Regions from separate parts of the Homo sapiens genome. Here region 2 is linked to region 1. The links are chromatin contacts, found by Hi-C or POLR2A ChIA-PET in ENCODE. All regions are on one chromosome and are shown on one strand. The core of a region is the stretch at or near the end of the contact, and the rest is flanking DNA. Distances in the headings are between cores, read along the strand shown. Region 1 has its middle 160 kb from the start of LINC02458. Region 2 has its middle 71 kb from the start of DUSP6.

The links. A loop is a pair of places that touch in the nucleus more often than their neighbours do. ChIA-PET counts read pairs that join two places held with the same protein, here RNA polymerase II (POLR2A). Pooled maps may share reads with other maps.
Region 2: a map of heart left ventricle shows a loop between it and region 1 (1.9-fold over the local background). The contact joins two enhancer-like sites. A Hi-C loop is called at or near these places in 1 of 168 maps with a recorded cell type or tissue (heart left ventricle) and 5 of 50 pooled maps. POLR2A ChIA-PET finds 5 or more read pairs at or near these places in 1 of 52 experiments (AG04449).

What each region holds. Positions count from the first base shown.
Region 1 is chr12:89,180,267-89,183,261 of GRCh38, forward strand. No RefSeq gene overlaps it. Among named protein-coding and RNA genes, the nearest start is that of LINC02458, 160 kb to the left of the region's middle. Within about 2 kb of position 1,410, at least 4 of the 41 ENCODE cell types and tissues checked have a DNase peak (open chromatin) inside an H3K27ac peak, as active enhancers do.
Region 2 is chr12:89,279,583-89,282,577 of GRCh38, forward strand. It overlaps the pseudogene RNU7-120P. Among named protein-coding and RNA genes, the nearest start is that of DUSP6, 71 kb to the right of the region's middle. Within about 2 kb of position 1,434, at least 6 of the 41 ENCODE cell types and tissues checked have a DNase peak (open chromatin) inside an H3K27ac peak, as active enhancers do.

The DNA.
Region 1 (2,995 bases), core at 160-2,659:
TACTAAGGGAACATCCCCTTTTATTCACTCCCATCCATTTCTGGACTCAAATAATAAACACTTAGTCCTGCATCTGAATGAAGCTTTTTTTTTTTGCCTTTTCTTCACCTAAAACAATTCTCACTAACCTCAGGGGGTCAATCTTTTTCAACATGTTCTTAATACCCCAAGTACTAAGCTACTCTGTTTTTTGTTTGTTTTTTGTCTTTTTGCTTTTGTTTCATTTTTTTTGTCAAAAAGGCTCATAATATTTGGGGCTGCAAACTATTCATCATCCTGAGAGAATTCAGCTCTCTAATTCTGCACAGGAGTAGAACAGGCATTTCTGTTTCTACCCATTGTGGTATTTTAAAATATTAACCTCAAAAGATGCTCCATATCATACGTTATCAAGGAAATTCAAACTGAAACAATGAGATACCACTACACACCTTTGAGAATGAACAAAACCCAGAACTAACAACATCAAACGCTGACTAGGATGTGAAGCACAAGGACCCATTTATTGCTGGTAGGAATGCAAAATAGTACAGCTACTATGGAAGACAATTTGGCAGCTTTTTAAAAACTGAACACTCTTAACATATGATCCAGCAATCCTGCTCCTTGGTATTTACCAAAGAAATGGAAAACTTAGGTCCACACAAAAACCTGCACACAGATGTTTATAACAGCCTAATTCATAATTGCTAAAATTTGGAAGCAACTGAGATGTCCATCAGCAGATGAATGTATAAATAAACTGAGGCACATCCAGAAAATGGACTATTACTCAGTGCTAAAGAGAAATGAGCTATCAAGCCTTGAAAAGACATGGAGAAAGCTTAAATGCTTGTATACTAAGTGAAAGAAGCCAAACTGAAAAGTTACATACTATATGACTCCAACTATAGGATATTCTGCAAAAGGCAAAAATATAGAAACAGTAAGATGATCAATGGTTGCCAGGGGTTAGAAGGGAGGGAAGGAGGAATAGCCAGAGCACAGGGGGTTTTCATGACAATGAAAATACTCTGTATGATACTATATGGTGAATTCATGTCATTATACATTTGTCCAGACTCGTAGAATATACATCACCATGAGTGAACCCTAATGCAAATTATGGATTTGAGGTGATTATATTGTGTCAGTGCAGGCTTATCAACTGTAACAAATGTAACATCCTGATAGGAGATTTTAATAGTGGTGGAGGCTATGCATGTGTAGGGGTGGGGAGTATACAGGAAATCTCTATACCTTCCTCTCAATTTTGCTGTGAATCTAAAATTACTCTAAAAAATAGTCTTTTAAAAAATGCTAATCTCCTCAGTACCTATATACCAACACAGAGCTTTGTCCTTTTTTACAAGGTAGACACCCTTTGTTAAGCGTGATCAAACCTGTGAGCCAATTTCCTAGAAAAAATGTAATGCTAGGGGAGACTGTTCTGATTACCAAACAATGACTCAGTGTGTTAAAAGGGCAAACCTAAACTGAAAAAATCCTGTTGAAGACAGGCATGGTTTCCTGAGAAAGAAGATTATGAACAAGTAAGCTATATTTATCTAGATCTGGGTCTGCATTCTGTTAGAAATACTTTTGTTTTTCATCACTATTGCATTTTTAATATTCCAGCAAACTGTGATTGCTTAAATTGCTCAAAGATGTTAAATATTTATACTTTTGTGGAAGTCTTAAGATCAAGAAGAAAATGCACCTAATAGAAACAATCTGCTGGAGTGGTCAATAGGCCTGTTTAGACTGTGGCGGATGACATTATTCAAGCTGGCGAGTTATTTAGACTTGGATATTTTAAAGAGTAGAAATACTAAATAGCTAAATTCTATCACACTCAATAATTATTTGTATAATATTGAAGATATGATATTAGAATATTTTCTTTCAAAAAACTATGCTGAGTCTGTTCTGCTATGTGCCAGTTCATTGCATATGTACAGTAAAAAATTAGAAGTTTACCTTCAAATATCTAAAAAAAAAGTAATAATAAATTAGATAATTCCTAAGACTAAAGAACAAAACGAAAACTTTTATTTTCACTGTGGCCTTCAATATACTTCCCCATACATATAAACTTTTCTTCCTAGCTCATTACACACAAGCCACTCTGAGCTTCTTTCAGTTCCTAAACATACCTAATTTCATGCTTGCTTAAAGACTTTCTACCTGCCATTCCTTTTTCTGGAATATTCTTCCCCAATTTTTCACAAGATTTAACCACAAGAGCAGGGAATTTTAAAAGCAGGGACTTGGGAGTACGAATACCAGGACACTGTGAATTAATATATGTAAATGACTGAAATATAATTAAGTGCTTAATAGTTATAGGTCATTATTGTGTTGCTTGTCATCATTAGCCTTCTATTCTCAGCTCTGATGTTACCTCCCCGTAGAAAGAAGCCCCCTCTGAACATTGAAAGTAGAGATTCTCCTGCCATCCTTCCTTCTCCAACCTGGTCACTCTCTGTCACATCACCTTTTCCATTTCCTCCCTGCAAATGAGGATTGCCTAATGAATAGCATTTTATAGAAAGGCTAAACTCTGGAAACACTTGCCATATTTTTAATAGTCAAATTCTTTCTCTAGTTTCTGTAGGTAAAGAATTTGTTAAACTTGTCCCAATGAAAGTGACAAAAAGTCAGCACTTATTTTTAGATAAGTAGAACAACCATCTAAATGGCATTACAGACTGGGCATGGTGGCTCATGTCTGTAATCCCAGCACTTTAAGAGGCCAAGGCGGGCAGATTGCTTGAGCCCAGGAGTTCGAGATCAGCCTGGGCAATATAGTGAAATCCCATCTCTATAAAAAATAAAAATAAAAAATTAGCTGGGCATGGTGGTGTGCACCTATAGTCCCACCTACCTTGGTCGTACCACTGCACTCCAGCCTGGGTGACAGAGTGAGACCCTGTCTCAAAAAAAATTAAATTAAATTAAATTATATTACAGCATAGTGGTTTGTTGTTTGTGGCAAAAGAAGCCAGAACAAAGA
Region 2 (2,995 bases), core at 184-2,683, 99 kb after region 1:
TTTCATTTTTATGCTCATGTGTACTGATTGTTTAGCTCCCTCTTACAAGTTAGAACGTGCGGTATTTGATTTTCTGTTCCTGCATTAATTCACTTAAAATAATGGCCTTCAGCTGCAACCATGATGCTGCAAAGGACATGATTTTATTCTTTTTTATTGCTGCATAGTACTCCATGGTGTATATATAGCACATTTTTAAAAATTCAGTTCACCAGTAATGGGAACCACAACAAAACAAAGATGTCCACTCTTATTCAACATAGTACTGGAAGTCCTAGCCAGAGCAATCTGGCAAGAGAAAGAGATGAAAGACATCCAAATAGGAAAAGAGAAAGTCAATTTATCCCTATTCTCTGGCAATATGATTCTATATCTAAAAAACCCTAAAGATTCCTCCAAAAGACTCCTAGTTGTCACAAACAATTTCAGCAAAGTTCCAGGATACAAAATCACTTTTTTCTTAGAATTAAAAAAGAATTAAGATAAAAAGTGTTTAGGTACTTAGGTCTAAATATTTGTATTTCTTCAAATTGTCTTCCATTCATTAAGGTCCTCATATTCATATATAATGTTAAGTAAAATGCACATACACCATTTTGTTTTTAGTTTTTTTCAACTCAATATCATTTTATGTAAGCATCAGTCAACTAAGAACTTGGGTGACTTTTAGTTTCCTATTTTTAAAATGGAAAGAATAACATCTACCACTTATGATTATTTTGTGGATTAAATTATGTTAACATTGATGAAATCACCCAACAAAATAAACTCAGTGAAATCTGAGTTTAATGTCAGTGTACTGATAGAGCCCACAACATTGTAATTTTTAAAAAGTAATTCCCACATTTTGAGACGGTTTATTTAGCTAGTTCATCATCAGTGTCTAAAAGGGAAATTGCTAAACACAATTAGTGCATTCATAAATTGTATTCCACATGCTTCTGAAAAGGATAAGTAACTAAAATTTGTCACTTCTCTTATTAATTTGTTGATTAAAAACACAAAAACATATTTATACAGTGCTTTGCCATTTGAAAATTTCTTCCATTCACCTATATGAATCTGTTATAAACTTCATAAGGTTGATAGATATTATTATCCACCCTTTATAGATGAGAAAATAATTGAGCTTCAGAAAAGTAAATAACTTGCTCACAGTTTGTGTTACATTTAAGTCTTCGCATTCCAAATGCAGCATTCTTTTCACCATAGCATACAACCTGGACACATTGCTCACAAGAAATAATTGAATTTTGGGGTTCTGTTTATTTTTGTGAGTTTAATAGGTTTTCAAAGACGCTATAACTTTTTTAATGTGTATTTTGTTATTTGCAAACAAAGCTGTATGATTTACCATATGTGAGCCTACTGAATTTTCTGTTATGTAAACTGTCTATTCACATCCTTTGAATAGACAGGAAGTAGAATCTTTCACCACATCCTCTTTAGCCTGCTTCTTTGCCCTTACAACAAACAAAATTCATTCCATCGTGCTCAGCTGACTGACAATAACACTTCAATGAAATAAGCTTGTTGGAAAAGGCCTTTTTCATAAAGGTAAGACATGCAACAAAAGTTATGAGAACCAATTCAACTAGAAACCTTTAGTGTACCCTGAATCCCACAGATAAATGACCCTCAGCGTTCAGCTCTTTGGAAAGCAGGATGTTTCTGTCTGTACATACGCAAAGTCCACCAACTTTAGTCCTATTTCTGACCATTTCAGCACTGTTCTGGATACCAAAACAGGGTTCCCATGTGTCTTTCAGAGAGGGAATTTCCTAGAACAGCAGCTGGCCTCCACTACCCCAGACTGCCCACACTCCCAGGGTTTGTCTAGAGCCCATCTGGCCTTTGAGTTGGGGGGGTCAGAGGGGGTTGGGCAGGGGTATAGTTCCCCAGGGCATTCATTCCATACAGTCTGTCTCAGCGAGGGACTTTTTATTGTTTGCTCCCAACCTGCAAGCCCTGCCAACTTCAGCATTAAAGCAGTTAGGCACAGTGATGTTTCCCAAAGGGAAAAGAAGGAAAAACTTTATCAAGAAAATTGCTCTCTTTTTAAACTCCTGACCTTATTAAACATTGGAGAGAACAAAAACTGCTGACAGTCTTAAATATGTTGAGTACAATAAGCCAAAATTAGTTCTCAGAGCTAAATCTTGGCTGTCTAACTTAAATGATTTAGTCACCATCTTTTGGAAAGGACAATATGAACAACAGAGTTTTCAATAGATCACTGAGACCCAAAAAGAAAGGCGGACTGGAGTGCAGTGGCGCGATCACGGCCCATTGCAGCCTCAACCTCCCAGGCTCAGGTCATCCTCCCACCTCAGCCTACCAGGTCACTGGGACTACAGGTGCACACCACCACACCTGGCTAATTTTTGTATTTTTTGTAGAGAAAAGGTTTCGCCTTGTTGCCCAGGCTGGTCTCAAACTCCTGGGCTCAAGTAACCCACCCTCTTGAGCCTTCCAAAGTGCTGGGATTACAGGTGTGAGCCACTGCACCCAACCCTAAATTATTTCTTAATTGATATTGGTTTACTGCCTTTTACCATGAGCTGATATGCATAATCTTATCTGGCTCTCATAAGAAATTGTCTGGGAAAATATGATTCCTCGCTATTTTTTTTTCCCATGGGGAGTTTTCTAGTTAAAAAACAGAAAACCTGTTAGATAAATTTTAAAAGAGCTGTAACACTTCTCCATTCTTTTAAATGAAAACAACAGAGGTTCAGAAAAAAAGTTAAGATGGTTTTCCTATGGTCACAAACTAGTGGCAGATCAAAGACTGGAAACCAGTCATATTGCTCTTATGTTGGTATTCTACTTCATCTTCTACCTACCAAAGGGAAAAATGTTAAATATATGTGTGAATATGTATCTTGCATCTATAAAACCTCCATCATAGTAGTAGATTATTCTGTATGAGTAGTTTTTTGTCACCTTAACACTTTATTAGCTTTTGCTATTCTCATTTGAATCTCTTTTTTAA